Regions from separate parts of the Homo sapiens genome. Here regions 1, 2, 4 and 5 are each linked to region 3. Evidence: chromatin loops called from intact Hi-C (ENCODE). Cell type or tissue: Calu3. All regions are shown on one strand.

Region 1 (5,000 bases), 130 kb before region 3:
TGAGATTTAAAGTGGTATAATCAGAGAGCTATCAAGGGGGAAGTTTCAAGTATTTAATTTTACAGATGATAATTATTAGGATTATGCGGTGGCTTCTGGGCATTAACACTAACCACAGATAAATTGATAAAATTTAAATTGATAAAGAGAAGACAGTGCCAATGAAGACAGTGGACCTAAAAGGACTTACAGAGTAGGTAGGGAACCTGGATTGGAGAGAAGTCAAAGGAAGACTTTGTGCCTCTGCCTAGGGCATCCCTGGGGGACACTCCAATGCAGGTCCAACAGCTTCTGACCATAGGAAAGAAGTCAGAAACCCTAAGTCTCTGTGCTCATACTGCAGGACATCAGCTAGAACCCATTTTCAGGCTCTATAAGAAGTTCTTCCATGTAGGCTTGGTCACTTGTCACCATGAGAATGGACGTCTATCCTTCTCCAAATAGTAGTATGTTTGAGCACAAGAAAGTGTCTGCTTTGTCACTATCCCTGACACCTCTCAGGTTCAATAGCTAAATAACAAAGGTCACTGATAAACAGCTGTCTGCGTCCAGGTGGGAGAAGGACAACAAGGATACTCTTGTTTTATAACAGAAGGAACACGGGGGGAGGATAAAAGAAGAATTTATTGATGGTTTGTCAAAGTAACTTCATCAAATAAACAAATAATTAACTATGATCATAGGGATTTTGAATTTTTTTCAGTTTTCCTCTTCACATTTCTTATATTATGTAAAGAAGAAATGTCTCCTAATTCAGAGAATAGATTACGGGAGTGAAAAACAGGGCACACTGTATTAAAACATTATTCCTTAAAACACAATACAGAATAATCATGCATAATGTTCACTGTCAACAACTTGATGTGTTGAGCTATACATTCACTAAATTTAGAATTCACTCTAACTTAAAAAAGATTGTTCTACAATACAACACTCCTGCAGTACTGTTGTGGCTATCGGGCTCAGGAAGATACCACTGTTTAACATCTGCATCTCTGTGCTTCTCCAAGCTTCATTTTCTTTATGGTGCTGCCACTGCCATGGAAATAGTGTCTTTTTTTTCCAATGGATGCTTTCTAAACTAAGTCATTGTACTGTGAAAGCATTCTGAAAGGCATTGTTGATGGAAAGCAAGTGCAGTCATAACACTGCTGAAGCGTGAAAGGTCATTTGATGGCCTATGGGAAAGCAAAATGTCTTCTAAGGAGAAGGAGCAAAGTATCCTTTGTATCTAGTATCCTTCACATAACTAACTAAAAGTGCTCCTAAAATACGATTTCATTTGTGTTTGTGATACAGTTCATGATTATTCTCTATTCTGTAAAGAAAACTTACAACTTTCTTTTCTATAGAATCTTTGGAAAATCATCCATTCTCACCTGGTAAAATGATTTGATGGGTCCTCTCTCAAAGCCAGGTAATAGATAACATGGATTTTTGAATCTTTTCAACCCTAGAATTCTATGGTCACATAAAATCGTTATTCTAAAGGTAGAGGAAAACCAATCAGATAAGATTTTTATTACACAAAAATAATTGGTAAATCCAGGAAGAGCACATGAATTTTCAGATAATTTTGGTACAGTATGTCATATATTCTGAGATATTATTACCTATATATTTTATTATTACTCTTTAGTTTTGCTAAACATTTGCTTATATTTTTCTATTTTGATATAATTTTACCTACTTGTTCTTAAAAACACCTTTCAGGATAAGAATTTGAGGTTTTGAAATACAGTCAACTTTGTAAGCATGCTGACACATTAAACTCCCTCAATATTAACATGACTCACAATGGTTACCTCTTGTTAAATCAAGGCTTTCAATATGAAAATGAATCATCTAATAATCCTTAACTTGTGAAGCCTTTTCACGCAAAGACAGGCTATAAAATTTATGCGTATTAGCAAAAAGGATTGCAAATGCAGGCACGAATCTAGGGGACAAATACAATTTACTGCAGTACCATACTTAACAGGTTTAATCAAGACAATAACCCATTTATTCATGTAGAGACAAATCTGGTGATAGAACAGGGGCAGATAGTGAGAGGGAAAGATAATAAACAAGAAATTAGAAGAGCTGGATTCCAACTGAGACTATGCTACAGTGTATTTTATAAACTTGGGCAGATTAATCTTTCAGGGTGTATTAATTAGAAATGTACAGAGGTATGAGTAACAGAAAAACTGACTGAAAGCTACAAGTGACCTATGAAATAAAGACAATTAATTGTCTCACACAGAAAGAAATCCAGAGGTAGGATGTTCCAGATTTGGTACAGTGGCTAGCTGAATCGAGCTCTTTCCATCCTCCTACTCTGCTCTCTCTCCATCATTAGTCTTAGTCTTGCCACCTCATAGGTCCAAGATGGCCGCTAAGCTCTAAGCATCACATTCCCATTCAAAAACATGCAGCCATTTCTAGCCTTTGTAATCACAGACACACACATACACATGTGCGTGCACACACACACACACACACACACAGAGAGAGAAAGAGGGAGACTACAAAAAATGTGAAATCGGTGAAGCTGAAAATCATTTTTATCAAGGCACTTTTTATTTTTAACAGTGACAAAATCCACCATACTTGCCCTTACACATTGTTGGCCAAAACTTAGTCGCGTTGCCACCCCTTGTCTGATACACAAGCGAGTGTGGGAAAGTGACTGCAAAGGAAGACACACGAGGGAAAAGGGAGCCTCAAGGCTTTATCTAGAAATTGTGGAAGTTGGGTAAACTGATATCTAAGATAGAGCTCCAGGCTACCATGTAATTTTTGAAAATAAAAAGTAACAAAAAACAAGGAAGCTGACTCTTATTTTACACTTTTAAAGAGACTTCTGTTTTTATTCTAATTTCCCATGATGGCACTTTTTCCCCCTCTCTAAAAACAAAAACAAAACAAACTTCCTCCATCCAGGATTCTGAATTTCTACAGTGAACAGTCTCTCCCCTTCCCTAACTAGAAAAAAACCTGAGCGGTCCAGACATTGAGTCATTCAATTTAACTTTGATGGAGCTGCACCTATTTTTGAGGTTTTGCCATCGTGGTTTAAGAACACTGTCTACAGACACTTTGGAAATTTTTCCCAGCACCTCTCTGAGTTTATGCTGTACTAAATTTAAACTGGAAAATTCAAGATGTAAAAGGCTAAGTAAATAATTCTATTGAAAAAAGCACAAGTGATTATCTTCTTTTAAAAAAATCCAAAGAATTCAAAATGTATTGAATTTGTCCAACTAACATTCCATTTGTGGTATCTCATAACCCCATGTAATATTGCAATGTACTTCTTCTGCTTCATTTTTTACAGAGAATTACACAGCTGCCTCTTATTATTAAAAGCACCCTCCCCCTCACTCTCTGAATAAACTGTGTGTTCTGACATTAAACCAAGACACTACACAAGAAGATCCTGGAAGCCAGGATGCCGCCAGCTTTGTATGCCAGATGTGATTACAGAGCGACAGCGAACAATGCTGCAATCAGCCCATTGGTTAGCTAGAAACCGTGGACACTCAGAAGAGGTTCAGTCTGAATACATAGCCAATAGTGTGTTAAAAACTACCATGCAAAAGTGCTTGTTTTACCAAGATATTCTATGGGAATATTTAGCTGTTACATTGTAAATGCTGTTATTTTGGTTTCTAAAAATGTCATGACAGGAAATGATTCCAGGGAGGAGCGGCCAAGAGGGCTGTTGGGTAGAACAAGTGGGGGAGAAAGTTAAACCTAGAAATCAAGAAGCCAGAAAAGGTGAAAACATGAATTACTATCTGCAATAAAACAGATTCTTAAAATACATTTGATTTTTTTTTAAATCTTTTTTTGAGGCAGGGTCTCACTCTGTCACCCAGGCTGAAGTGCAGTGGTGTGATCTTGGCTCACTGCAACCTCTGCCTCCCAGGCTTGACCGATCCTCCCACCTCAGCCTCCTGAGTAGCTGGGACTACAGGCACGTGCCACCACCCCACCCCTGGCTAATTTTTTGTATTTTTTATAGAGACAGGGTTTTGCCATGTTGCCCAGGCCGGTCTCGAACTCCTGAGCTCAAGCAATCTGCCCACCTCAGCCTCCCAAAGTGTTGGGATTACAGGCATAACCCACCATGCCCAGCCTACATTAGATCTTTTATGCTCCATTTGCCTTCTCCCAGAAGGCTGGTTATGTTTTGAAGAGTTCCTACTGTTCATTGGTACAACGGTTGTAAGGTCCTGGTCCCCTGGCTTTGGACCAATTGCCAGGTGGACATAAACTAAGGGAAGACACCCAGTCTATATGGGGCTAAGAAACCACTCTGCCCCTTCTTGATTCTCTGCAGCTACAACCAATGGGCAGTTAAGACCTTTGGGTAAGAATTTCTGCAGGTTTGGAAATGCTCATATTGACACTATTTTTATTTATCTCCCTGTCTGAGAAGTGCAAGGTGGGGACATATTAGAAGCTGATCAGAGAGTAACTACAGTTATTAGTTACTTATTAGTTATTAGAAGTTTGACCTTCTCAGAGGGACCCAAAGATACATAGTGCAGTAACTGGTGAGCTGTAGAATTTCATAGAAAAAGAGAAAGAAGAAAAAGGAGAAGAAGAATGGTGAGGCGGGGGGCAAGAATTAAATTTCTTTTTCTCCCTGAATAGATTTGTATTATAGAACAGCTCTCTCCAAGAATAAAGTGTTTGGTTTATCCAACTTACTTCTCATAGACAATGTTTATCAATTATGTGTCTATCTTTGAGTAATAATTTGTATTCTTTTACCTCTGTTTCTGTTAGATCTACAAAGACTCAGAAATCACAACAGACTCTCAAGAAAATCATCTCAGATAGAGAAAAATATAGCTATTTACATATACATTAGTAAGGTGGGTATAAGATAACTCATCAGTAAAAACTTTTCAGAAAATTTCCAACATATCTATAATTTTACCTTCACTGCTTTTCAAATAAACCCAATGCCCCCCAACATAAATGAGCTTTTTCCAGTCTTTATT
Region 2 (5,000 bases), 81 kb before region 3:
AGCATTTTCCATCAGATATATTTTATGTCAATTGAGTATTTCTAGCGAAGAGTACAGTTCTTCCTTCAATGTTCTTATTTGTTCAAAATTACAGGAAGATTTCTGAAAGTTGTTAAGAATCAACAGGGGAATCACTAGCTGCAAAACGTCTCCAAACGGACCAGAGTGAGTTGCAGAACCAGAAGCAGCTCGGCTTGCTAAGGAGAAATTGATGTTGTCCTCAGCACTCATTGACTTGTCTGGTTTTCACATGACAAATAAACAGATGAATCAGTTCCTCCTTTTTCTAAGAGATTTTACATGCTTAAGGTCAGAAATTAACCAAAGAAAAACCGGTTTTATAAGTATGAGCTGACTAGATGCCACAGTGATTCATTTCAAAGGTGCTGGCTATTTTCAAACTGCTGAGAGACCTTGCCATTCCCTGAACTTGGGAGGCTTGTTCTAGCACATGCACATATTCAGCTTGCTATATGAGCAAAAGTGAGATCATACGGGTTGATCCTGGCAGAGTCTCTGAAAATGCAGTAATTCATGCTGTCAGTTACTATCAGCAGCAATTTGCTTCTGGATTGGTTCCTGTAAGCACTCATGTGAGCATTCTGCACAAAGGACCAGAGTACAATATTCTCTTGGATTTCAGGGACTTAGTGTGGTTTCAACATATAATCAAAAGTGCCACATAGTTCACCACCTCGCATTTTGTTTTAAAGAGACAGAGGCTTAAAACTGGATTCCTTTCTTTTTTTCCCAAAATAGGAAGTTGGTGGTAATTTGGAATGTATCTTTAGAGCAATCTGTTAGCACTTCAGCAAAATCTACTCCGTTGGTAAAGTGCAGAGTAGATTTTTTAATGAGGGATAATTTCACCATCTCTAAAATTAATAATAATAATCATAATAATAAATTTGCTCAATCACAAAACTAAACTTCTTAGATTCAACTCACATGTGTGACCAACTCTTACTTTAGGGCAAATGCATTAAGACATGAAAAGTTATTTGAATTCTTAAGTATTATAATAGCATATACTCCCAGTTTGGTACAATTTCCAAAAAGTTCTATGACAGAGAAATTTAGATGATGCAGTCCTAAGCTTAAAGGCACATTATTAAAGAATCTCTGCAAAACAATGTAATTCCATTGAGCTCCAAATTATTTAAGAAAGCAGTAGCAGCCTCACTACCAATTTACTGCTCTACTAATTTAATTAACACCATTGAGAACTCATGCGATACAGGGTTATGAAAAGGTCCTTATCAGAAGGGGCTCAGGAAGAAAGAAAAGCCAGTCCTTGTGACTGACAAACTTTTAGTTTAGTTTCACTCAGAAAAGTGAAAGTATGCCAAAATCTCAAGTGGCATTGTCAAAAATATACATATTCTTTGGTGTTAACCTGTGACTTCTCAAGTGTTACCAGTTGAAAAATTGCTTCCATATTGCATCAAACTCAAAAATCCTCAAAAACTTGGCATCTTACCTAAGAATTTCTTAGTTTGCTATCTACCTTGCCCCCTAGAATGTAGACAGAATGAAGGTGGGGACTTCTGTCTGTTCACTGATGTATTCCCAGTGCCTAAAACAGTGCATAGCACATAAGGCACTTCATAAAGTTTTGCTGAATTAATGAATAAAAGTTGTCCTTTTCCTCAGCCTAAAATCTTCAGCAAAGCTTATCTGTAATCAGCTCCTGCTCCTTTCTCTAGACTGCCTTCTCTTTTATCACTTTATCTCTTGAACTATACACTTCAGCCAAATGCAAATTATTGGCAGTTCCCCAAATGTACCACATTCTCTCTCTCTCCGAAGGCCTTTGCACATGTTCCTCTGTGTAGAAGACTTTTCTGTCTTGTCCTCCTATTCCCTGGGCCTGGGAAAATTCTCTTTGTCCTTCAGATCACAGTTTAGAAACCTCTTATTTCAGAAAGCCTTACCTAGCCTCCAAAATAGAGCTAGACGAGCCCTTAGCTCCCTGTAATTTCCGCTATGGTAGCACTTACCCACTTGGACTATTATTGCTGCAAGGAAATAACATTACTAGAGGCGGAATGATGTTTGTGAAATTATACATCAGCAGTTGCACTTCAAACAGGACCTCATAAAGGAATTAACTCTGTACTCTTAGTGCTGGAATAGGAATATTTAAGAAAAATAACCAGGATGTATTAGAAAAGCATCACAAAAGTTTGAGCAAACTAACACATATTTAAACATACTGCTCTATCTCACTGAGTGGAAGCATCACTCTAGTCTAACCACTAAAACAAAAACATGCATGGCATCCATGTGAAACACTAACACACATTGTTCCATAGATAGTTGCTTCATGTCATTCAGGTCACAGCAACAACGTCACGCTTTTAGAAAGGACATCACTGACCAACGTTGTGTAAAGTTACCCCAATTAATTTATAGCCCATTGCCCTGTTTACCATCTAAATTACATGTCTATCTCTTTGAGATGCTCTCAATCATTTATGTGTTTACTAGTTTATTTTCAATTCTCCATACTAAATAATAGTTTCTATAACAGCAGGGATCTTGTTTGTCTTATTTAGTTCTTTATACCTCCAGAGCCTAAATGAGTCCTTGGCATTCAGTAGATACTCGATAATTTTTTTTAATGCATGTGAAACAAGGAACCTCAAAATCAAAGTAATTTCCATCTTGGCCAGTAGGGTACTTTCACTGGCACTGGTTGCCCAGAACTGAAAGTCCCTTGTACTTCATGCAAAATTCACATGTACTAACCGGCCAACTGATGAGTTCTGTCCAATGACAAACTATTATAGTGTAGTACACTGACTTCATTTAATTGCATGTACTATTTTATAAGTAGCTTATATTACATTTTCTTAGTATACTATTAGAATACCAATAATAAAAATAAGAAAAATCTATGTCTTCTAAATTTAAAAACTTCAGTTGCTTTTCTTCTGGATTAGTTTAAAAAATCTGAAGTTAAATATGTTTTCATATATATTAGAAAATCTAGTAAAAAGTATTGTATACCTATTACCTTGATAAAAATTATTAATATCAGTTTGCCTAGATAAATCTGAAATGAATACAAAAAGATTGAGGAGGAAAGCTTTTGATTTCATTAAAGATTGAAAAGAAAACCTTTAAATATATTATTTGCTGAAATGTTAGAATACCACACAAATACTATTTTGGGGACCAATCACACAGAGATTGTACATGGTTAGGCCTCATTAATTCTATGGCAACACTACTATAAAAACACATTTTTACTTATTTTGATTGGTTAGAAAAGACATTAACAAGATTACAAATCATGAGCCAGAAGCTAGAAAGAGAGAGTATACAACTGTATCATTTCTAAAAATTCTTAAAACAAAGTAGAACAAAAAAACAGTGCCAATATTAAACTACTAATTCTAACCAAGGAGGGAAACCTATAAAACTAAAATTGTAATCTGTGTCTGCACATTAAACCTTTATCATCCAACTAGTGGTAGACTTGTCATACAGAGGATTCTGACTGGACTTTCCTTCCCCACATAAGCAAGAGGGCGAACTCCTCCTGTCTGCGGAGGAGTGGAAGAATGATTGCAGCGCCCAGCGCAGGACCTTGTTCACAGCTACTCAACAAATATCTGTCTAATGATTGTTTCATGGACTAATTGTGAAAATTGGAGAATATCCTTCATAGCAGTAACTTGAACTAGAAGTGTGGCCCAAGAAGAATCAGAACTGGAATTCCCTTAATGGAAATGGACCAGACAACCAGAAAGAAGGAAACTGGCAAGTTTGGGCAGCCCAAAGAGGCTCCTGGGAATCTCAACATCTCTTTGCACAGCTTCCTCCATGTTGTGCTTGATAGGAGGACCTTCCTCAGATTCTTTATCTTCATGAAATTAAAAGTGAAAACTCTGGGTTCAAGACTCATGTGTCACTTAACAAGTAGATGACTTAAAAAATAAGTTCAGGCCGGGCGCGGTGGCTCACACCTGTAATCCCAGCACTTCGGAAGTCTAAGGCGGGAGGATCACACGGTCAGGTGATCGAGACCATCCTGGCTAACACGGGAAAACCCCGTGTCTACTAAAAATACAAAAAAATTAGCCGGGCGTGGTGGCGGGCGCCACCTAGTCCCACCTAGTCGGGAGGCTGAGGCAGGAGAATGGTGTGAACCCGTGAGGCGGAGCTTGCAGTGAGCCGAGATGGCGCCACTGCATTCCAGCCTGGGCGACAGAGACTCCGTCTCACAAAAAAAAAAGAAAAAAAAAAGTTCATTTATCTGAGATTCAGATTCCTAAGCTAATATAATGATAAAAATAATACCCCAAACATCAAACAGAATGTTTTATGTTCAAAAGAGGAAGTTATAAGAAAACCTCGATATAATGTAAATTACTACCACATGTACCAAATAGTTACCAATCCTTTAGATACTGTCATAACATCTATCTGTTTATTTACATTTTTCAGAATTTCTGGTATTACTACATGAGGGTATTCCAATTGGGTTACTCTATTATGTATTTTGCTCCAAATGTTAAACTTTCAAGTTTCAATTAAGCTCCTTGTAAGTACCATTATTCTGATGACAGTTCTTTGTGTACTTTTTGCAAATTGTTTACATTATATGTCAGAGTACAAAAATATTTGATAGTTATGAGGACTATACCCCGGACTCTTGCAAAGTCTCACAACTGCAAATAATATGATGGCATAGAGTTCCTGCTCCTTTACATGAAACATTATATCCAATTTAACATCTCACTTTTTCTAGTTCCAGTGCAGTAGATCTTAGTTGCTTTTTGTGGTCACCCAGAATATTTTGAACATCTTTCCCATGTTTGGGGAGTCTCAGCCTTTGTAGTCAAGCCGCCACAAAGCAGAAGTTGGAAATTCACCTTCCCAGCCAGTCGGTATCTATGCCAGAGGTAGGATGTAGATCTAACAATAAGAAATACCCATATGCAACATGGACTTGTAAGAGAATACTGTGGCTTCATTACCAGGAACCACCT
Region 3 (5,000 bases):
CACTAGTGTGGGGTTGTCACTTCATTTCATGTGATCAAGTACTTTAGGGATCTGCTGGACCCAACCAAAACTAGCCCTTCATTCAGATGGTAGAGGCCATCTGGAGTCAGACACTTCTGCTGCAGACGGTAATGGAAAGGGTCTTAAACTGGGCCTTCAAACAAGAGGATTTGAGAATGATGCAGTCAACTGTGGATATATAGGAAATAGCTTACTAAATGGCTAAATAAAATGGAAACAAGATTGCAGCTATCACACAGAGAGGTTTGGGTAGTGACTAAGAATTCCTCTTCCCTAAAGTAATGACAGTTGTTCAGCAGGAATGGTTAGGCCAATGGCTTTGTTCCCCTCCCTTTCCCTGGGTCTTGTTCTATCACCTTCCTTTGTCCTTTTCTGTGTGGCAGGGATTGAGACAGTGGAGGGCTGATGTTAAAGCTCTGGGACCAGTCTCTCTAAATAAGAATAACAGTTAACTTTTACTAAGCCCTTAGGACTGTAGGGCTTTGTCCTCAATTGTTTACAAGCATTATTTCATTTAATGAACAACTTTAGGTCATTTGAATGACTTGAGCAGCAAAGGAGCCTCTGATGATTTATTCTAAAGATCCAAAGTTTCTTGTCCTTATCTTCCAGTATACATGGAGGTTCCCTGCACAGTAAATGGCAAAAAGCTATTTCTACCTCCTTTTAGGGCAGCTTCAGAGGAAGTTTACTTGAATCACACCTTCCATGATTGAGATTAGGTAAAGGATGAAGTTACTGATAATGAGGTTAGGTCTTTCACTGTGGCCTGAGTACCACATAACCCATTCTGGTATCTTCTTCCATCTGAATAGCTGATGTCTACAAAATCAATTAAACTGGCTATATTTTGGCCAAAACAAAGAGGAATATGGTTACAGAGTTGGATCAACCTTGTCAACAACTGCTTTTTTCTGTTATTTAAATACAATCTAAGTTGCTAAACACTAGAATTAATAATAAGGAAAAGTTGGGCTCTCTTTAAGGATTTTTTTTTAATGTTATGTCTTTTCTGAAGATGTTTTCAGTGGGTCTTTGTCAAGAAGATAGGGACAAGGAAGAAAGAACCAAGGTCTCTTCTGGTCAAGGAATGTGATGATTCTATCATATTCAGATGCAATTTCTTTTTGGTGCCTAGCATATCTTCTTCAAACTTAAAATGAGGAGTATTGTTGATGATTTGCCACAGGTTAAAGTAGAGAATGTATCACCCTTTCATATAATAGGTCTTTTTTTTTTTTTTTTTTTTTTTTTTTTTTTGAAACAGAGTCTCTGTTGCCCAGGCTGGAGTGCAATGGCACAATAATAGCTCACTGCAGCCTGGAACTCTTGAGTGCAAATGATCCTCTTGCCTCAGCCTCCCAAGTAGCTGGGAATACAGGCACCTGGCTAATTGTTTTTTTTTTCTTATAGAAACAGGGGTGTCTCTATGTCACCCAGGCTGGCCTCCAGCGATCCTCTCACCTGGGCCTCCTAAAGTGCTGGGATTATAGGTGAGCCACTACACCTGGCCAGAATTCTACCTTAGAACACTTTTACAAGTGTTCTAAAGACAAGCTGATCAAGAAACCTTAATTGGGGGAGAAAAAACAAAACAGCAAACCACACCAAGTGTGTTTGCAAACCAGCATTTCCTAGAGCCATGTGGCTGCATTTTGGTCAAAATGCTGCATTTGCAAAAATGACTGACACAAGATACAGCCTAAATCCAACCATTTCACCCTTTTCTTGCACAATGACCTTGGCTCTGAGCCAAAGTCCCAAAAAGCAAGAAGAAGTTACCATTCCAGGCAGCTAAATATAGTAAGAGAAATGGAATACTCATTTTTTTCAAGGCAAGCAGGCCATTGTAAGAAGCAAAACAAGAATTTGGGTTTGCTGGATGATTTAAATAACTATAAGGAAGACTTTTGTAGCCTAATTACTTCACAAGAGCTAACAGCCAATGGAGAGTAATATGCAAGCCTCTGTATTGCTTGTTGTAATACACAAGTCCAAACCGTAGAGAACCAATGTCACGTAATTTAAAAATAAAACATGTAAACAAGTTGGCAGGTTTGCTGAGCCTGACTTCTTGCCCAAGCTCTTCACAGTAGAGTGAGGAAAAGTCATGATTTAAAGTCAAACAGCTAGCGTTCAACACCCAGCTCACTTCACCTCTCTCAACTTTTCTCCATATCTTTATCAGTAAAATGGGAATGATAATTCTATCTACCTCATAAGATCACTGAAAGTATTAAATATTTCACTACATAAATGTTTGCTGGCATTAGAAAGACTCGCAGCACAGCTCTCTTCTAAGTGTATCTTATTTTCAGCCTATATCAGGAGAAGGAGATATGGCAGTAATGGAATCAAATGTCCCTTGGACCAGAAAGGAAAAAAAAAAAAAGGTCACCCTACTGTAAAAGATTTGCAGTCCTTTGTGCCCTAGAATCTTCTTAAATTTCATCAGTCTCCTAGTGAGTATTACTGGCTCCCTTAGTCATATATATGAGTTAAACAATTTCTAATGCCACTCTCTCAATGCCAAATCTTTGGAAATTCACTGGGCATAAGGGGTGGATCAACATGACTACATTATTAGTCAGAGAACAAACATTCTAGGTAAGTAATTTGGTTTTCTCCCAAAGATTAAATACGTTTCCACCTGTGGAGACTAATGGGCTCCAGGGATCTTTTTCTGTGTATTTAACAACAAGATAACTAAGTGGCAAAGTCAATAATCAGACAGTAGGTGCAAGTAACCAACTAACTTCCTTACAAATAGTTTTTCCTTGAGGGAAATAAGGCATGCCTTTAAGACAAGGGCTCTGTAATCTGAAACATGAGGACAGGAAGATTGCCAACCAGGAATAGGTTCTAGTAGAGCAATCAGCTCAAACTCTAATCTTTGCAGGGAATGGAGTTCAGGACACAAACTTCTTTGAGCTTGGTCAGCCAGGCAAAAAGCCTAGGACTTTGAATAGTTTCTTCTCTCAATCTACCAAATCTAAACAATTACCCTAGTGATTTTCCCTTTGAAATATATTCATAGTTTCTTCTTCTTTTCTATCTGTACTTATCTCTCTCATTTTACCATCTCCTGCCTAGATACCCATGGGCCTCATAAGTAGTTTTCCAGACCCTTCAAACCCATACTGCCAAACACTGTCCAAGTGACAGTATCAAACAGGCCTCTGTTAAGATACGCTGTAGCTCAAAATGCAAGGTGCAGCTCCCTGTGGTCTCTAAGTCTGACCTCTTTTATCACACTTCTAAGGTCCTGCATAATCTTACAGCACCCTACCAGCTGGGCTTATTTTCCAGTCAGACTGGCTTCCTCGCCAGGCACCCATGAACACGCAAGACATGCTCCACCCTGCCCATTGTCCCTTCACTACTTAACAGCTGCTGCTGGCTCTTAGTGGAATGCCCTGCTTCTCCAAATGCACACAAAGCCATACTCATTCTTCAGGACCTAGATTTAACCTTTTCTTCCTCCTGCACTGCTCAATAAACATTTTCTCTGTACCATGTACTGTATCACTTAACAAAACAGCTGTATATTGTTCACCTGTTTCATATATGCCCTAGACTTGTCTCCATAACTAAATAAAGAATTGGGTCACCGAATGCTGATCCTCATGCCAAATATGATCCCAAACACATCTAGTTTGGTCCCTCATTTTTTTTATTTTAATTTGAGAAATGTAACACAACCCCCAGCACTGCCTATAGAATTTTCTCAATGATATCAATCTTCACACATCAATCTTTAAATTTTTTAAATTAAGAATAACAATATCTGAATATGTGTCAATAAAACCTCTAAATCTTGACTGTAGGAGAAAAGGCATTGGGTGAATTGGAAAAATCGCCGAACAATGATTAAGGAGATCTGGATTCTAGGCCCCACTCTGCCGCTAAATAGCTCTGTGATCCTAGTTAAGCTACACGGTGTCTCTCCAAAATGAAGGGGTTGGACTGGGTGACACTATGGTCTCTTTCAGCTCTTTCTATGATTCTAAAGCTGCCAATGTGGCATTAGAGCCTGGTTTGATCATGTCTGAAAAGTAGAATTTAAGAGGTTTTTCTTCCGGAAATAGAAAAGCTTCAGGGTCTTCCCTTTATAATCACAATATTAGTTAGGAAAGTTGGCCTCAAATTATTCCCCTTTATGAGATAGTATGTTATAGTAATCTTCTAGGTCAAATACAAAAGAGACAATGGGTTAATTTTCACTCTTTGAAAGTTATCATGTATATTTTAAACCAACTCAGTAATGGCCCATCTTAAATTTGGGTGTCATGAAGCTACACGATGAAGCTACATGAAAACCTAAGCCTAACTCAAGTTTGGAAGGGGAAGAGTTGAGGATGTATATTGAATGCCATGTTAGAGACCCAAGAGAATTTTATACATAAATCCTGAAAGAGCAAATGTTTTTCCTGCTTTCTAGTCAAATGTATATTTTAAGCAGTAAGAAATACTAACAAAATCTGCCATAAATTCCTGAGAATTTTTTTATTTCTTTTTATTTTCCAGTGGTCTTGAGGATAAGAGCATCGCTTTGAAAGAATAAAAAACAGAAAGCAAGTTATAATAAGGTACCTGTGAAAGATAATTTATAAAGCAATACATATATGCAGGAGAGTTTTCTAAGGGAGAGGAGTAGACAAGAAGGAAATGATGTCAAAGGGGTGTCTTCAAAGGATGTCAGTCAAATGAGAATGGTAAGTGTGTCACAAAATTAGTCACAGTGTGATTCTGCTTTGGGGATTTCATTCATTCATTCATCACTCATTTATTCATCAAGTGCTTAGGTCATGTGCTGGGCACTTAGGTTATGATAAAGGGAAAGACCTTCCCTGCAAGAACTCACCATCAAATGGAGACAGCCAAGGTCTGATTTGGTACTAACCCTGACTGAGTGCTCACTGTGTGCCAGGTACTAAGCACACCAACCCCACGAGGCAGGTGCCATTGTTATTCCTGTA
Region 4 (5,000 bases), 68 kb after region 3:
ATATTCATTAACGTCAGCTTTTTTATTATTCTCTCCTAATGGCTCAACATAAATAAATGTTACTTATTTAGCAAGACTTATTTCTGCTACAATCTACTTACACTGAGTAATTTTTGTTTTTTAACAATTTTAGGAATAATTTCTTATCTCATTTCCTCATCTCTTACATTAACAATTTTATTTTGAATGCACCATACTAGAGAATCATCTGTTTCAGTTTTTATCCATCTTAAATTTGGGGTCATTTTTTCACCAAATTTCAAAATTATCTCCATAAATCTTTGATATTTTCCATTAAGTTCTGTAAATACTGTGCTGGTATGTATGCCATGAAATACATCATTAAGCTTGGCTGAATATTGAATATATAATATTCTTTTTTTACCTCCTATGATCTTGTCTGAAAATATTATTCTTTAAAGAATATTATTCCATACAAATTTTGTCAATTATACCGAAATAAACCTGAAAAAAATTATTCCCATGTACTAGTTTGATATTTACTTTTATTTCTTGAATACTATCAATTGTTTGCTATTTATTTCACCCTTTTTCAGTTCTAGTAATTATATCTGTAATTTTTTGTGTTTAAAGGGAATTTCATAAAATTCTAATTGACAATTTAAGTGTTTTCTGTCACAAAACATTCAATGGCTAATAGGAGTTTGTAAAATCTCCTATTTGAAAGAATTTGGAATAAAATATTAAAAGTTCTGCCTTGTTAATGTAATAGAAAATCCTAATCATTCATTTGAATTGGAATGTGTTTTCCTAGCAATATTCTCACATTCTCAGAAGGAGAATATCTCCATTTTCAAGATCATCATCCAGTCAAATGTTCTGGAGGATTTCTTCCCTAATTTTCTGATTTCAAGACCTTTATTTTCTCCATCTTCTAACAGGCAGGTCGCAGTTGCTTTTGTTGTCTGGGTTATGAAGTTGATATAAATTTGAGTCTCTTTTTTATTCTCATGGTTTTAATTAGTAATTAAATCTTCATTTAATAAAGAATATAAAGTTGCAAGGATATTTTGGTCTGACCTGTTTACATTGTAGATTTGATGAGAATAATGTTCTTGTTAATTTCCATTATTTTGAGTAGTTAAATCTTCATTAAATAAGAACTTGTGTGATCTCTTGTTTGCAAATTCTATGACAGTCATGCTCAACAGAAGTTGGCTCATTTACATTGTTTCCACATTGTTATTTTTAATTTAAATGAACTCTCTCTCTTAAAAATTTTATATTTCCTGTTTTTTTCCAATCTTTGATTCTTTCTGAACTCTACTTTTAAATTCTGTATTTCTACCACAATTCTCTATTTCTTCACTGGCCCCCATTTTCAATGATCTAAAAGGTCAAACTTATTAAAATTAATAGGTAAAAAAGCTATAACGAATATCAAATTATAAAGCAAAATTAATAATGCTGAAATCTTTATTTTTATTTTTGAAATTTTATTACAAATTTTTGTAAAAATAAAACTATTTGCATTTCCAGTAATCAATGTCCATCTAGTTGCTGATATTAAGGGTTGATACCACACTTTAAGCATATTATATCAAGACATAGGTAATTGTTGTTTTAGTTTTGTTTTGTTTTTTGACAAGGTGTTATTCCATCATCCAGGCTGTGGAGTACAGTAGCATGATCATAGTTCACCTCAGGCTTCCAAGTAGCTGGGACTACAGGCATGTGCCACCACACCCAGCTAATTTTTTCATTTTTGTGGTTTTTTTAGAGACAGGGTCTCACTATGTTGCTCAGGCTGGTCTCAAACTCTTGGCCTCAAGCAATCCTCCTGCTTCTCAGTCTCCTGAGTTGCTAGAATTATAGGCATGAGCCACTATGCCCAGCAGATGCATACAAATTTAAGAGTAAGAGGAATTGTTTAATATTGCAAAATAGTCTTCAGCCACCATACATAACATTTGCAAATACTAAGCATATCTGGAATAATTCCAGACCATGAATTGATTTATATGAAGAGAAGCAAGAAAATGGATGTTTAGCACTAGTGGGAAATGAAACTTTATTATGTAAATACTTATTGCATTTATACTACCAGAAGAAAGATTTGACAAGTTAATTAATTTATCTTTTCTTTTACCTAAGTGCTTCGCAGTCCAAATCCTCCCTGGACCCTGAAGCATTCTGCTTTTCTCATTTGGGATGTAGCATAAATCTACAATACTTCATGGAGTTCGAGTACAATTGCCTTCTGTTTCCAGGAGGCCAGTTAAAAGATGTGGAAAAGAATTTCCCTGGGGCCTAAGTGTTAGTCACAAGGGTGAAAGCTTCATGACAGAGTGCCTGTGGTTTTTAAATCATTTCCTTTTTATATGTTTTATATATTTTTGATTTGGGGACTCTCTGAAGAAGAGGGCCCAGAGTCTCTGTTTTCCAGATCCAAGTATCGTACTGAGCTCACCTGTCTATTTCCTTCTCCTCTTTATTAGTCCATTGTCTCAGAGCACATCAAAATCACTGTCCCACCATAACCCAGTTTAAGGCCCTATTGATTAATCTACACTTTCAGCCACTCTGATTGACTAACTGATTGATTTAAGACAGGGTCTCACTCTGTCACCCAGGCTAGAGCACAGTAGCACAATCAAGGTTTACTGTAGCCTTGACCTCCCAGGCTGAAGCCCTGAGCAGCTGGGACCACGGGTGCATGCCACCATGCCTGGCTAATTTTTTAATTTATTTTTTGTAGAGACAGGGTCTCACCATATTGCCCAAGCCAGTCTTAAACTCCGGGGCTTAAGCAATCCACTTGTCTTGGCCTCCCAAAGTGCTGGGAATACAGGCATGAGCCACCACACCCTACCTCTATGATTTAGTTAGAATGTGAACAAGAAAAGTTCAGACTCTCACATGTTATAAAACTTTACTTGTGGAGACAGCAGAATCCCCTCGAGTAGGGATGGATAGTCCAACTTTACACATGCTGTTCCCACTGCCTGGGACACTATGCTACTTAACTCTTATTTAGATCTCAGCTCAGTTGTAACTTCACAAAGAAAAGCCTTCCTTGACAGCCCCAGTTAGTTCAAATTCTCTCTGTATTGAGCTTCTTGTCTCTGCAGCTTGTTTTTCTATTTAACAGAACAACAATTTTACCTTTGTTTATGTGATGGGACTGATGTGTGCCTCCCTCCATGGAAAGCAACTGACATGACCATGTCTGAGAGTGTTTGACTCACCATTTTATCCCCAGAGCTTAGCCCATGTTTTGCACATAGAAGATACGCAAGATGTAATTAATTCATTCATGGAACTTGCTACGGACTGATTGTTGTGTCCCCCCCAAATTTATATATTGAAGCCTCATCTCCCATGTGATGGTATTGGGGGTGGAGTCTTTGGGGGATAATTAGGTCATGAAGGTGAAGCTTTCATGAATAAGATTAGTGCCTTTATAAGAAAAGACATGAAAGGACTTGCATCCTCTCCCTGCTTCCCACCAGGTGAGGATAAGAGAAGACGATCATCTGTAAACCAGGAAGTGGTTCATAGAAACCAGAAATAGGATCCCCTGGCACCTAGATCTTGGACTTTCCCGGCCTCCAGAACTGTGAGAAATAAATTTTTGCAGTTTAAACCCCCCTAGCCTACGGTAATTTGTTACAGCAACTTGAACAGACTAAGACAGCAGAAAAGGAGTTTGTTAAATTCGGTCAGTTTGGAGAAATGTGGAAAAGCTTCAGATTAATTACAGTCAAACTCAAATGTTCAAGCACTGGTTTTTGGCCCAATCAGAAATCTTACTGAGACTCAGGAGCAGAAAAACGTGTTAATGTGGTTAGAAATAAATTAACAAAAATATGACCTAGAATATGACATTTAAACATGCCAGAAGGCCTGACCTCTACTTGGAATCAATGAGATTATCCTGGCAAAAAAAGTGTACCATCAAGTTCTGAGAAAGGGAGCGTTGGACACCCTGATTTTGTAGTGTTAGAAACAGGGAAGGAAAAAATATGCACTTCTTTTCTTTTCATATGAAAAGAAGGCTAAAATTGCATTGAAGTCTTTACTTCCCACAAAATAGCATTAATCTGTTTTTATTAAAGTAATATATTAGACACAGAGAGCCTAATTCACTTGTTTTTATCAAGTAATGCAGTAGAAGTAGAGGTCCTAGTAACAGACTATTATCTTGCTTGTAGCTGTAAAAAGCATACTTCAAGCAGTTTTATCTGTTGTGAAAAAAAAAATTGCAGATATTTCTGATAAGATTCTGTGTTAAGTTCTTTGGTACAAACAAAACACTTTTCTTTGTGGTTGAGAGGGGCCAAGGAAGGGATCCTATGGAAGCTTTGTCCAGTCTCTAGGAATTACAAATATCACTGCCACATTGCTTTCTACTTGGCCTCAACCAGGAAGAGAAAGATTATTAAAATTGTTCCGTGATTTTCAAGTGCAGAAAGTTTTAACTTTTTCCCTTTACAAAAGTATCATGTAAATATGTTTTCCTCCCCACCGCTACCTTCTGGATTATTTTTTTAGCCATAGGTAAATAAAAAATAACTGAACTTGCTAAGTGCTCATCTTGACACAATACGAGTAAATTCTTTCTTTAAAATAACAAAATAAACTTTTCTACTATTCTAGAGGAAGAACAAACAGGTGGAGACTGATAAAAAGTCACTTGGGGCAAACACTGCTCAATTTTTCTGTAGTATTTTCAGTTCATGGGGATTACAGTTTTAGTAAATATTTTGCCTCCATTGGATGATGATAACTGTGGTTTTTGTTAGCAAATTCATTTCTTGGCTGAACTTACTCTGAAATAAAGAAAACTCTGTTTACTTTTTAATTTTTTCAGTAATGCATTGTGTGTTGCATATGTTTGGATTTTATTAAGAAAAGACAAGGAAAGTAATTTCCATAGGATTTTATTAACTATCCAGGCCTCTGAAAGTAAAGTTGGAAACAAAAAATTTCATCTATCATGTTGCATGTCTTATTTTTTTTTTTAATTCCTACTCCTC
Region 5 (5,000 bases), 160 kb before region 3:
GACCAAAGGGAAAGCAGTGTTATCACTTAGTTCTGGGGTCAGCAGTTACCAATGAATCAATAAAGAACAATGCATGAAATTGCTGCTGTGCAGAATGTTAGTCAAACGAAGGGTGAGTAGTGGGGTTCTTAGGAGAAGGCTCATGAGAATGTCTTCCCTGGATTTACTATCCCTATCTGGCTTTGAATGGAGTGCAATACCAAACAATCCTTTTAAACAACTGATGTCAACATCAACGTCAATTCAGCAATCTTGCCTTTTATCCTTTCCATCCCAAGATATCCCCACTTTATTTAACAATTCAGTATAATCTAATAGATATATTTAAGCCTCCCAAGTGAAAACATTTCTTTTTTTTCCAACCAAGATGGATGTTTAACCTTGCTAAGATTCCTGCATATTATTTGTAATGCATTTGATCAGAACCCAATAGAGTTACAGAGATCCCTCTACACATGCACACTGGCAATGTTGAGCAAGTTTAAGATGACTCTAGAACTGCTTTGATGTATATTAACAGGAGCCCAGGAACCTTCTAAACTCAGATAAAGATACAAATTAATTTTGCTCTTGCCCCCAGAACTCTCTTCTTCATCAAGACCTGCACCTAAGCACAGGGAGAAACAGCCCAGAGGCAGTAAAGATCCACCCAATTGCTACAGATGTGTTCCTCCCAGCAGCACTGCAGATGCTGCTGCGTTATCTCCTTCCTGCTTCACAATGAATCACAGCGCCATCTGGGCCATCTGTCTTATGAATGCACAAGGGAAAAGAAGACGACGTCATGCAGACCTGCACCATGTCTCATGCATGGAAAAGAGACCATAATCTGCCAGTGTCATCAATTAAATAACCAACAGGTCCTGGATTCCTGGTGCCCCTCCCTGTGCTGGCCCGTTATGATGTGGGTTTCTGCAGAGGGAATACAACATTAGGCTTAGATTAAATAATAACAGGAAAATAATAAAGAGGTTGTATATACTATTATTATATTTATGTATTTTATCATGTATTTATATATAGTCATGTGTCACCTAATGACATTTCGATCAACTGCATATATGACAGTGGTCCCATAAGATTATAATATGATATTTTTACTGTACCTTTTCTATGTTTAGATATGTTTAGGTACACAAATACTTAGCATTGTGTTATAACTGCCTACAGTATTCAGTACAGTAACATGCTGTACAGATTTGTAGCCTAGGAGCAATAGGTTTTATAATATAGCCTACCCACATAGCAGACTATACCATCTAATTTTGTGTAAATACAAAATATGATGTTAGCACAATGACAAAATTGCCTAATGACACATTTCTCAGAATGTATCATCATTAATAAGCAAGGCATAACTGTATATTTATATAGTATATATATATATTACTGTATATTTATATACTGTATATTTATATATTTATATACCGTATATTTATATCACACAAATATACTGTATAAACTGTATATTTATATAGTATATATTACATATTACATATAAACACATAAATACTGTATAAATTATATGTTTATATAATATATATGTAAGTTTATATATAATATGTAATATATACTATGTAAATATAAATATACAGTTCTGCCTTGATTATTGATGGTGATACATTTATATACATAAAAATTCTCCTTAACCATGCTCTGAGAAACAGAGTTCTGAGAGATGAGAATAGATACTGCTTGCTAATGATCTGGAAATGCTACATGCCTTATCCTTTCTCAGTCAGAATGCTCTCTTGCACATTTAAGTCTCTTAGAAATCTTGTTCCAAAAAAGTTTAAACCTATTTAACAGAGGGTCCCAAAGACTTTATTTTGTAGCACACTTAACTGTAAAAGCATAGCACAGAACACCAGATTTGAGGAACGGAACCCTAAAGTAACCTGAATTTCTTTCTTCACAACTCAAGTCTAACTAAAGTACAGCCTTAATTATGGGCTTATATATATTATCCTTGGGAAATGAGCATCAAACTTGTGAGAATCAAGCCACAGTCTCAAAATTAGACCAGGCCCTTTTCTGTAAAGCAGTTACTCAAATTGTAACATGAGTTAAAACTCTAGGTTCCAAAATTTTTCAGACTTCATGACTTCATTCAGGAATCCTAAAAACAACTGTGGTCATCATCCATTAAAAATGCAACTTTCATAGTGTTCCACAGACAAGACAAAAAAAAAGTTATTTGGACTGACCTGGTTTTATTACTGCCCTAACAGTAAATATGTAAATAATTTAAACCAAGCAAACACATACACTAAGCATAATAAAATTCATCGTCATTGCTGCTTTATCAAGGAAAAGAACTCTGAGAAACTTGTCAAATAAATAAATGATCTGTGCCTTTCCTTGTCACTTTTCGTCTTTTCAGCAAGTTTAATAAATAAAATTGATGGTTTTGGGAAGAGTTTTAGGCCAGCTATTCCAATTGTAACATTCCTTTACCTAAATATCAGTTAACCACAACATTCCAAGCTTTGAGGCAAAAGCTGTTTCCTGCATTTATTTTGACACATATCATGAAGCAGCATCGATAAAGTTCAACCCAACAGCCCTGGCTGGAGTTTCTCCTGAAACATGCCTGCTATTTACTTTTTACTTTTCTTTGCCTCCCTTCTTCCCCCTGCCAACCCCCATCCGCTCCAGAATATGAGTCATTAAGCTTATGGTAGGAAAATAAATTATCTTCGTTTTTTAATCATTTGATGCTTGCAACATAAGCTACAAGGAAATGCAACTTTTAATCCACCCAAAGATTTTAAGTAGGATTAAGAATAACTGAAAAGACTTAGACATGAGCAAATATGCCCGACAAAGGAGAATAAAAGTGAGAATAGGCTGTAATACTTTTAGCAATATAAAATTCCAGCTCTGGATACAGATTTAAAAAATAGTGTTTTAATGGGAAATTCTTAAAGACAGAAATTTTTTTAAAACCCTCAATCTTCACCTATTCCAAAATAAAATCAAATATTCCTGATATCAGAAACTCTTCTCCTGTCATACATCAGTCCATGTCTACTTTGTAACTAACATGATAACTCTGGGCAAGATTTCAACCACTGTCCCTGGAGTAAAATTCAAAGCACATTTTAAGAAAATGTACATACATAGCCACCTTTCTCTCTCAAGAGCTAAGTAATAAATTACTCCTGAATATAGGAACCACTTTTTAAAATGTAGACATGGAAGTAGGAATTAAATAAGAAAGGAATATTGCAAAGATAGATACAGATTGCAATAAGCTATTAGAATTAGAATAAGCATTGAGAGAAATAAAAGCTACTTGAAGAAAAGAAAATTAGAAGTCAAAAGAGAAAAGGTATGGAATTTAGTTTCTATTCCTGCTCTTTGTGAATTACTTTAGTCTTTAGATTAAGACCTTTATTGTTTCTGTTTGCATTTTGTTTCTGAAATAAGTAATAACATAAAGTCACTGAAATAATATTCTAAGACATACTAGAAGAAGAAAATATATATGGTAGTTTTGTGCCCTGGAGAAAGTAAGAGGAGTAGGTCAGTATATGAATATTTCCATGAAGCAACTGGGAAGATCATGACATTCTATATATGCTGTCTCCAAGGTTTTGTCTCTCACCCTAAATTAGGTCAGAGATAAATACTTAAAATCCATTAACATTCAAATAAGAACTGAAAATCATATTTAAAAAATAATTAGAGTTCACAGCAACAGTTTACTGTGCTAACCCACCCCATCCCACCCCAATCCCAAGGAATGTCTGTGACTTGCCAAAAGAAAAGTGAATTTCTCTCTTTTTTTTTAACCACTGGGCACACATTCCCTAGCCTCTCCTACAAAATGCTAGAGGTAGATAAAATGACTTTGATAAGGTATGTACCAAAGTAGGCGAAATTTTGTAGGATTCCTTGGAAATAAAATATGCTACATCATATCTCTTGGTTTTACATTTTGGATATTCAAATTATTACATTTCAAATACATTCAACTGGGACAAATGCAATATTTAAAAAATCTTTAATCTCCAAACAATATTTATTTTCCTTCTTTTCCCTTCCTTTGTCAAATTATTAAATAATAATAATAGAATGATGCCAGTAATATTTAGTGTTTATGTACTAGGCACTATGTAGTTGTGCAAACTAGATGAGACAGTCTTCATTACACTTTGTCACACTAGCCAGAATCTCCATTAGATACTGATTTGGAAAATGTGAATAACACAAGCCATTAACTTTGTACAAGCAATTAGCTTAATTTGATTACTTTGCTCTCCAACAGAAGTGAAAATTTCTAGCAAGTCTCAACCTTGGCTGCTCGTTATAACCCAGGGATATTTCAAAAACAATACCAACGCCTGGGTCCCACCCCCAGAGATTTTATGGTTTTGGAATAGCCTATTTTGCAAGCTCCCCAGGTGATCTTAGTATGTGCCAGGTTTGTGCCAAGTTTGATAACCACTGATCCAGACACCCTCTCCCTCCTGTGAAGAGAAACAAATACAAGTCATTTCCTGACTATATCCATATTTTCAGGTTTTAGCCCTGGATAGATTAAACTCCATTGCAATGGACTATGTAAAGAAAGCTAGCAACCACCACAAAATCTACTTTGTGATGAAAAATGAAAATGGTGTGAAAAGAAAGTTTAAAATAAAGAAGACTAAAATGTCTCTACTTTTGGTTATTTTTTTAAAAAAGTATCTGGCCTCTTTAGAACACAGGAGATATGATCCCATTTTCTTAAATAATCCTTTAAATATGACTTGATGTTTTGAAATACACACTTCTTAATAGCCCATATGTGTTTACCAAGTCCGTAACAGCTGGCAAATGATAGGAATTAAACCTTAACTGTCAGACTCCAGTCATTCTGTTACCACTAAATTTTAGTCCACGAAGGAACCAACAAACTCACTTGCTATTTCTCTTCATCCCATTTTATCAATAGTTCAGATCTGCAATGCATGAATCAACCGGGATGAACTTCCTGTATTTTAGAAATCTAG

What was found. Hi-C counts contacts between places; a loop is a spot of excess contacts. Peaks named below come from ENCODE experiments on the same cell type or tissue, not always from the same donor. Only the 100,000 strongest peaks of a DNase experiment are listed, where the experiment ranks them.
Region 1: it touches region 3 in a loop (9-fold over the local background); 2 of 110 quality-filtered maps call a loop at or near these places.
Region 2: it touches region 3 in a loop (3-fold over the local background); 2 of 110 quality-filtered maps call a loop at or near these places.
Region 4: a loop joins it to region 3, with 2.2 times the contacts of the local background. A loop is called at or near these places in 2 of 110 quality-filtered maps.
Region 5: a loop joins it to region 3, with 7 times the contacts of the local background. A loop is called at or near these places in 2 of 110 quality-filtered maps.

Annotation. Positions count from the first base shown.
Region 1 is chr5:96,225,496-96,230,495 of GRCh38, reverse strand. All of the region lies in intron 1 of LOC101929710 (a long non-coding RNA gene), which reads right to left. It also overlaps a transcript of CAST not described here. Among named protein-coding and RNA genes, the nearest start is that of MIR583, 150 kb to the right of the region's middle. In Calu3, no CTCF peak of the experiment used is centred here; no DNase peak of the experiment used is centred here.
Region 2 is chr5:96,172,994-96,177,993 of GRCh38, reverse strand. The region is part of intron 1 of LOC101929710 (a long non-coding RNA gene); the gene reads right to left. It also overlaps a transcript of CAST not described here. Among named protein-coding and RNA genes, the nearest start is that of MIR583, 96 kb to the right of the region's middle. In Calu3, a CTCF peak has its summit at 2,647; a DNase peak (open chromatin) is centred at 433.
Region 3 is chr5:96,091,838-96,096,837 of GRCh38, reverse strand. The region is part of intron 1 of LOC101929710 (a long non-coding RNA gene); the gene reads right to left. It also overlaps a transcript of CAST not described here. Among named protein-coding and RNA genes, the nearest start is that of MIR583, 15 kb to the right of the region's middle. In Calu3, no CTCF peak of the experiment used is centred here; DNase peaks (open chromatin) are centred at 2,577 and 3,337.
Region 4 is chr5:96,023,785-96,028,784 of GRCh38, reverse strand. All of the region lies in intron 1 of LOC101929710 (a long non-coding RNA gene), which reads right to left. All of the region lies in intron 2 of LOC105379096 (a long non-coding RNA gene), which reads left to right. It also overlaps a transcript of CAST not described here. Among named protein-coding and RNA genes, the nearest start is that of MIR583, 53 kb to the left of the region's middle. In Calu3, no CTCF peak of the experiment used is centred here; a DNase peak (open chromatin) is centred at 2,214.
Region 5 is chr5:96,252,758-96,257,757 of GRCh38, reverse strand. The region is part of intron 1 of LOC101929710 (a long non-coding RNA gene); the gene reads right to left. It also overlaps a transcript of CAST not described here. Among named protein-coding and RNA genes, the nearest start is that of MIR583, 180 kb to the right of the region's middle. In Calu3, no CTCF peak of the experiment used is centred here; a DNase peak (open chromatin) is centred at 2,607.